3 separate regions of the Homo sapiens genome follow, and regions 1 and 3 are each linked to region 2. The links are chromatin contacts, found by Hi-C or POLR2A ChIA-PET in ENCODE. All regions are on one chromosome and are shown on one strand. Each heading gives the region's core, a stretch centred on a gene start or an enhancer-like site at or near the end of the contact. The rest is flanking DNA. Distances are from core to core; before and after follow the strand shown. Region 1 overlaps VIT (vitrin). Region 2 overlaps HEATR5B (HEAT repeat containing 5B). Region 3 has its middle 130 kb from the start of STRN.

The links. Hi-C counts contacts between places; a loop is a spot of excess contacts on that map. ChIA-PET counts read pairs that join two places held with the same protein, here RNA polymerase II (POLR2A). Pooled maps may share reads with other maps.
Region 1: a pooled map shows a loop between it and region 2 (4-fold over the local background). The contact joins two enhancer-like sites. A Hi-C loop is called at or near these places in 4 of 168 maps with a recorded cell type or tissue (Caco-2, K562, MCF 10A and 1 more) and 5 of 50 pooled maps. POLR2A ChIA-PET finds 5 or more read pairs at or near these places in 2 of 52 experiments (Caco-2 and PC-9).
Region 3: a loop to region 2 is called in a pooled map, with 4 times the contacts of the local background. The contact joins two enhancer-like sites. A Hi-C loop is called at or near these places in 1 of 37 single-sample maps with no recorded cell type and 3 of 50 pooled maps. POLR2A ChIA-PET finds 5 or more read pairs at or near these places in 2 of 52 experiments (Panc1 and activated CD4-positive, alpha-beta T cell).

The regions. Positions count from the first base shown.
Region 1 is chr2:36,799,251-36,801,950 of GRCh38, forward strand. It overlaps VIT (vitrin), which reads left to right. Exons shown (of 16, transcript NM_053276.4): 13 at 2,051-2,154. The region is part of intron 1 of LOC124905990 (a long non-coding RNA gene); the gene reads right to left. Among named protein-coding and RNA genes, the nearest start is that of VIT, 100 kb to the left of the region's middle. Within about 2 kb of position 1,286, at least 2 of the 41 ENCODE cell types and tissues checked have a DNase peak (open chromatin) inside an H3K27ac peak, as active enhancers do.
Region 2 is chr2:37,003,828-37,006,527 of GRCh38, forward strand. It overlaps HEATR5B (HEAT repeat containing 5B), which reads right to left. Exons shown (of 36, transcript NM_019024.3): 30 at 1,805-1,932. Among named protein-coding and RNA genes, the nearest start is that of STRN, 39 kb to the left of the region's middle. Within about 2 kb of position 1,369, at least 2 of the 41 ENCODE cell types and tissues checked have a DNase peak (open chromatin) inside an H3K27ac peak, as active enhancers do.
Region 3 is chr2:36,833,817-36,836,516 of GRCh38, forward strand. No RefSeq gene overlaps it. Among named protein-coding and RNA genes, the nearest start is that of STRN, 130 kb to the right of the region's middle. Within about 2 kb of position 1,420, at least 2 of the 41 ENCODE cell types and tissues checked have a DNase peak (open chromatin) inside an H3K27ac peak, as active enhancers do.

The DNA.
Region 1 (2,700 bases), core at 36-2,535, 200 kb before region 2:
CTCCCAGGTCCTGGTGACTGGTTTCCTCGTGACTGCACCACTTGTCCCGGTCCGCATGGACTCACTAAGAATCAACCCATGGTCAGCATCCTTGAGGTTCCCACCTGAAACTGCCCACAACCGCTTCTTCCTGGATCCATTTCTGGTGTTTGTAGAAAGGCTACTTTAAAAAGTTTTCTTGGCCAGGCATGGTGGCTCACATCTGTAATCTTGGCACTTTGGGAGGCCAAAACAGGACAATAAGCTGCTTGAGTCCACGCTTTTAAGACCAGCCAGGGGCAACATAGCAAGACCTTGTCTTTACAAAAAATGAAAAAATTTGCTGGGTGTGGTGGCATGCACCTGTGGTCTCACCTACTTGGGAGGCTGAGGTGGGAGGATGCTTGAGCCCAGGAAGTTGAGGCTGCAGTGAGCCAAGATGGGGCCACTGCACTCCAGGTTGAGCAACAGAACGAAACCCTGTCTCTGAAAAAAAAAAAAAGTCTTCTCCTTCTTGAAAACTTAGTAGCCTCTATGGCTAGGCTTGGTGGCTCATGCCTGTAATTCCGGCACTTTGGAAGGCCAAGGCAGGCAGATCACCTGAGGTGAGGAGTTGGAGACCAGCCTGGCCAACATGGCAAAACCCCATCTCTACTAAAAATACAAAAATTAGCTGGGTGTGGTGACACGCACCGGTAGTCCCAGCTACTTGGGAGACTGAGGCAGGAGAATCACTTGAACCCGGGAGGTGGAGACTGCAGTGAGCCAAGATCGAGCCAGTGTACTACAGCCTGGAGACACAGCGAGACTCCGTCTCAAAAAAAAAAAAAAAAATGGCCGGGCACGGTGGCTCACGCCTGTAATCCTAGCACTCTGGGAGGCCAAGGCAGGTGGATCACGAAGTCAGGAGTTCAAGACCAGCCTGGCTAAGATGGTGAAACCCTGTCTCTACTAAAAATACAAAAATTAGCCAGGCGCGGTGGCAGGTGCCTGTAATCCCAGCTACTCGGGAGGTTGAGGCAAGAGAATTGCTTGAACCCGGGCGGCAGAGGTTACAGTGAGCTGAGATCGCGCCACTGCACTCCAGCCTGGGTGACAGAGTGAGACTCCGTGTTAAAAAAGAAAGAAAGAAAAAAGAAAACAGTAACCTCTAGCCTGGACTGACTACATAATGTGCAGGGCAGCTTGTTCAAAAATGATGAAGAATTTCAAGACGGCAGCAGCAGAGCACTATGCCAAGCCTGGGCCTTTCTGACTGAGGCTCTTCTGGAGCATGGAGCCCTGTGTGACTGCGCAGGTCTCACGCCCACGAAGTCAGCGCTGCCTGTGGCTGAGTGTCAGTGGTTTGTGAGATGTGATCTCACACCTCATCTTGGGTGCGATGCACACACACCCGCCCTCCTGCACGCCTCCACACCCTCCACTCCGCCGCTTCGTGGGGATTCACTTGTAGAGAGGGATTCTTACTGTGTTTTTCCACTGAATTCACTCCAACTCCTCCCCAGTTAATCTTTTTCAGTCTTCAGCAAAATAGATGTTGACCTTCTAGATGAGTTTGAGTAGTGTCACCCGGTTGCAGGATGAGAAGCAGAGAGAGGTCTCCTTGGTACCACTATTCACGTGCAATTCCAGTGCTAAGGGTAACCCAGAGAGTGGCTGACAGCTGAGATTCTCTTTCTGGAGAGGGGGGTCTGGGGTAGGCTGAGAACGCTGAGCACTCCACAGATGGGATCCTGACATTTGCAAAATCCCACTTGACAACAGTCCCGTTCATTAGCAATATGGGTGTTATAACGATGTTTTCATCTACATGAGGAATCTGAAGCCCAGAGAAGTTGTCTCCTCAAGATCACACAGCCAGGAAATGGCACAGTCAACACACGCCTTCTGAGCCTTGAAATAGCCTCCTTTTCTCTACACACACCAGTCCACAATGGGACATTTTACAAGGCATAGCAGAAGGCTTTGAAGCAGCTTCTATTTGTATATAAAAGAATCAACCATGATCTCTGCCTTCCTCCAAAGGTATTAACTTTGCAGCTAATTTGTATTTCTTGTTCTGACTCTTCAGAGACAACCCTGCTACTCACTTTAACCTCAAGACACACACGAATTCTCGAGATCTGAAGACAGCCATAGAGAAAATTACTCAGAGAGGAGGACTTTCTAATGTAGGTATGTGATCCGGATTCAAATTATACTATCTTGCTACCATCGTTCTCTTTCTACGTGATTGTCTTCTAACCATTCTATATAAAAGGAAAAAATAATAATAATCCGTCAAGAAATAACTTCTGGTCGGGCGTGGTGGTTCACACCTGTTATCCCAGCACTTTGGGAGGCTGAAGCTAGCAGATCACTTGAGGTCAGGAATTCAAGATCAGCCTGGCCAGCATGGTTAAACCCTCTTTCTACTAAAAATACAAAAATTAGCTGGGTGTGGTGGCGGGTGCCTATAATCCCAGCTACTTGGGAGGCTGAGGTTGCAGTGAGCCAAGATGGCGCCACTGCACTCCAGCCTGGGTGGCAGAGCGAGACTCCATCTGAAAAAAAAAAAAAAAAGGACAAAGAAATTACTCCTGCAACATCTATATCTTTTCTAAAGTTATCATGGCTTCAGAGGGCAAGAATCTTTAACACACACACACTGTACAGTCCCAGCATGCTTGGTTTGCAAGAAGGGGTAGCATTCTTCAGGGCAATCAAGTCTGCTGTCCTGAC
Region 2 (2,700 bases), core at 119-2,618:
AACATTGTAAAAATCTTGAGAAATGGTCACATTTTACTCCTATGTATTTTCAAGCAACAAATGATTTATTATTTACATATTTAAATGTGCTTTATATTCAGAGATGATCATTCTCCTATTGGAAGGAAATAATTGAGCTAAATAGTATTGTAGAGTCCAGTGCTGCTAAAATTTATAATTTCTAACCTGAGCTGAATATCCAAGAATTTCTACAACCTCTGCCTACCACAGATTGTAGAAATCTCTGGTGAGTTCCTCTTCTATTCACTTCAGCAACTACTACAAACTTTTGCCACCCACTTTAAGCTTCTTACTCACAATCTTCCATACCAAATCCATCCAATGAACCTAAATGAAATTTCAAAGAGGGGGAAAAGACTTAACTGCAACCAAAGCCACCTTTACCTCTTTCCTTAAGATCATGTGTTCAGCCTCTTATGTGAGGCTTAATCTGAGGTTAATCTTTCCTTATGTGCTCCTATCCTAACCTATTTGACTTCCTAGGGATTCTTCAAGGACTCTGATCATATCTCGTATGTTTTCAACTTCTCTCTCTAGTTAGGCTACTCTTGTCAGTATAATGACAATGCTCAAGTCTTTCTTATCACATGTCCCCCCTGCACTATTCCCAAAGCCTCCAGATCCTTTTATCTACCCTATGTCCTCCTCTATGTATCTGGCTCCTTCCTTTCCCAGCCTAGATGCTTCCACTTCCTTTACTCTCTTATTCACTCCTCAATCTTCTACTATCTGGCTACTGGTCACCTCAAACAATCCTCTGCGGGAGGTCACCAATAGCCTCCTCTAGACTCATTTCTGTGCTTATTTACTCGATTCTTTCTTTTGAGACTCTGTCTACCCTTCTTGAAACTCCTCCCTTGTCTTTGATAACTCTGTTCTCTTTTGGTTCTCCTGAAACTTCTCTAGCAGTTTCCACTGTTGATTTATTTCCTTCTTCTCAATTTTTAAATGCTATTTATCCTCAAGCTTCCAATCTTGGTCCTCTTTCTTCTTCCTTTATTCAGCCTTCCTAGGCTAGTGTTATCATTTCTCTGGAATTATGAAAAAAGCCTCAGAACTGGCCTCCCTGTCTCCCTTCCCATCTCTTACAAACCAACCTACCTCTACGGGCTGACAGAATGATCCTTCTGAAATATAAAGTTAGTTACATCATTCCTCTACTTAAACATTTTTAATGATTCCCTATCACTTTCAGGATAGGGTTCAAACTCTTTTACATGTCATCAAGAAACCTTCATGATTTGGTCTTCACCTTGTTGTCCAGCCTCATCTAACAACCTCATGTTCCATTCATATCGGCCATAGTAAATGGCTATGCCCTTGAACTTGCCGTGTTCTCTCATGCCTCCTAGTGTTCGTATTTGCTATTCTTTCTGAGAGGAAAACCCGTCCCGCATGTGTTGCCTCACTAATTCCTCTTGAAGATTTGATTCAACCATTGCCCACTCTGAGAAACCATCCTTTGCTTTCCTATCACAACATCGGGCTCCTCCTCTCTATTCTAATTGCAGCTTTACATGCACTAAAATAGCACTTACCACACTGTACCTATCTCCTAATTCAGGCACAGTGAAACTGCTTTCACTATCTATAACCTCAAACCACGTTTGAGGCAGACCAGGCACAGAGTAAAAGTAACTGGGTGAATAAATACAGGGAGTCAGTGTATTCATATCATGTTAAAATAGGATCCAATACAGAAAAAAAATCCATCCTTTTTTCCATTGTAAAGCAATACTCAAAAAAAAACCACACAAGTATCTATCATAGCAATACACTGTACCTGATCTTCTGCAATATGGACTCGAGCATAAGGGGAGTCTAGCAAGGTATGTAAGGCCTGCAGGCATGCTGTAACATGTTCAATGGGCTCCTCAGGTCTAGGGGAACAAAGAAACTGTATACTCACACCTGAAATGCACAAAATAAAAACATGTTTTTTCACTTATAAAACACTTTATGTTGTTTGATCCCATATTTCTTCTCTATTTATGTTTTTACAGATTACCTTAACATGTATTTATTAATACCTTAAAGTAGACTTCAAAATGGTTTCCAAGTTAAACAGCCAAACTCAACATAAGGTTGTAGTTTTGCAATTAGGTTAATATTCAAATTAGCTATGTGTGAAAGAAGGAATTCCCATGCCATCAGGTTGATTATGAAGATATTAAGTTTTTATTTCTAGGACTTTTAAAATAATACATTAAGAAAATAAATTTACAAACATTATAAAATTGTTTTTCATTAAATGGTAGCCAAATAATTTTTCATGCATACAAAGTTTTTAAATGGCAAGTTATAGAGGCACAATGGGTATCATAGTAAACAACTGCTTTTAATTTACATAGGGGTAAAGTCATTGTTTTGGAAGTTTTTCACATTTTCACTTACCAGATCTACTGATGAATCCGATAATTACACCTTATTGTGTTCCTTTTCACTCCCAGAAAACATAAGATCACTAAAAGCTTCATTACCATGTATAAATTCTTAAATGTTAAAAAAGCATCTATAGCTGGGTGCAGTGGCTCATACCTGTAATCTCAGCACCCAGCCGAGGTGGGTGGATCACCTGAGGTCAGGAGTTCGAGACCAGCCTGACCAACATGGAGAAACCCCACCTCTACTAAAAATACAAAATTACCCGGGCGTGGTGGCGCATGCCCATAATCCCAG
Region 3 (2,700 bases), core at 170-2,669, 170 kb before region 2:
CCTAAATCAGGCATCACCAGATTGCAAGCAGTTCAGCACTCCACTGAGGAGGTAAAAAGGTATAAGGTGTTTGTGATGGTTAATATTGAGTGTCTAGTTGATTGGATTAAGGATGCAATATTGATCCTGGGTGTGTCTGAGAGGGTGTTGCCAAAGGAGATGAACATTTGAGTCAGTGGGCAGGGAAAGGCAGACCCACCCTTAATCAGGTGGGCACCATCTAATCAGCCACCAGCGAATATAAAACAGGCAGAAAAATGTGAAGTGACAAAATGGGCCTAGCTTCCCGGCCTACATCTTTCAACCATGCTGAATGCTTCCTGCCCTCAAACATCAGACTCCAAGTTTTGGAACTTGGACTGGCTTTCCTTGCTCCTGAGCTGGCAGATGGCCTATTGTGAGACCTTGTGAGTTTAAGAATTAATACTTAATAAACTCCCATATATATATAATATGTATACACACACACACACACACATATATATATATATCTTACTAGTTCTGTCCCTCTAAAAGAACCGTGACTAATACAGTATTCAACGAAGCAAGATGAGGAAAATAACTGCTTGGTTAAAGTGGACAGTCCCTAATTAGAGGTTAGTTGGCAGTTTCTGATTGGTTAAGTTTCATTTTACTGTGTACATTGTGCTTACATAAGAACCCAAGGTGCTGGAGGTGTCTCAGCCTAATGGCTCCCAATTAATTATTTTAACAGGGAAATTGCAAAATAGGAATGAAGGACTAAAGACAGTTGTGGCAGAGAGAATTTGTTGGCTGGAATTTGTTATTTCCTATAGAGGCAGAAAAGTGAGATACTTTTTCTCAACATCCCTTAAACGTAGAGGAGGCCAACATTCTGGCCAATGAGATATGTGGGAAGTCTGTTGGAGGGCCTCTGGGAAGATTTCCTTTGCTGTCTGTATACAGTCAGCTTGGGCTTCCATAACAAAATATGATAGACTGGGTGACTTAAATAAACAAATTTTATTTTTCAGTCTGAAGGCTAGAAGTCCAAGATCAAGATGCCACCATGGTTGAGTTCTGGTGAGGCTCTCTTTATGGCTTACAGATAGCTCCCTTCTTGCTGTGTCCTCATCTGGCAAGGGGAGGCCAGGGGAGGGGAGGGGAGGGGAGGCAGTTCTACATGACACAAAATGCATGAGAGGTAGTTCTACATGACAAAGAATTGTCCCACTTAAAATGCCAAAATGCTTAAGAAACACTGATGTGACTGGTTCTCTATCAAAATAATGACAGACTATCTGGAAATATGCGAGGAAAATACTAACATTATTGATATAAGACCCTGAAATGGAAATTTAAGTAGTCTAAAAGTATAGAAATTAAATTGTAACGGCAAAACCAAAGACGCAGACAAAGAATGGGGAAAGGGAAAGTAACAGCATCTTTAAGCATCACTTATTTTGGAGAGGCACAGGAAGTGAATGTATTCTAAAAATCACATTTTTTTGTTTCAGGTTGGTAGGGGGTTAGTGAAGATTAGAGTGATTCTGTTTTTTCATAGAGTAGCAGGAAGATATCTGATTATGAATGAAGATAATTTTGAAAGAGAAACGCACAGTAGAAATCCCACATTAACATGAGAAAGACAGGAAGTGAATAATGACTTCATCAATCCAGCAAAAACGAAAAGAAACAATGAAGTAAAATAATGAACATAATAAAACAAAACCAGTGAACACCCAATATATCCACTGAAAGAAACTACCAGCCAGTTTCTTTCCTGGAAGACCTAGAAATAGGCAGCTTACAGGAAACACACTTAAAATGAAGGAATAAAGAAAAGTTGAAAGTAGAGACCCTTAAATAAAACAGTAAGACTAATCTATGAATATGCATGCTAAAGCTCCAAATAAAAGACTAGCAACTGAAACAAGGACTTATATGAAAACAACAACATATATGACCAAATAGGGTTTATTTCAAGGAGGCAAGCATGTTTTAATGTCAACTTCATACACACAATTGGTTAGTCAACAGCTTAAAGAAGAGTAACTCATGATCACATCAAAAGATGCTAAGAAGGCATTTGATGAAATTCAGCAGCCATTCTTTAAACCTGGAAAAACAGGAAAGAACCTATTTAAATAAAATAGAGATTATTTACCAAATAACAAGTAAAATACTCTAAATAACTAAATACCAAAACCATTTCCACTAAAGTTAATAATAGACAGGGAGGCCTACTTTTACCATTATAACTCAACACCACATTGGAGTTTCTAGACAACAAAAATTTCAAAAAAAGAATCAGTCAAACATTGAAAAAGACAAGATCAAATTATTTTTGTGAATGTCCCAATTGTATTTCTAAACATCTCGAGACTCTAGTGAAAACCTGCTATAATTCATGAGATTTAGTAAGCATTTACAATGTTTGTTGTATATAAGCATACAAAAACAGATTTTCTCTGTGTATTTTAAAATGTATTTTCTTAAATTTTTTTTTTTTTTTTTAAGAGATGGGGTTTTGCTATTTTGCCCAGGCTGGTCTGGAACTCCTGGGCTCAAGCAATCCTCCTACCTCAGCCTCCCAATGTGCTGGGATTACAGGCATGAGCCATGCACCTGGCTCCTCTCTTTATTTGTAATAAGCTCTTATAAATGAAAATGGTCACAATAGTGACCAAAATAAGAACATATTAAAAATTTTTTAAAGGCAAAGAACTTAAACTCTCA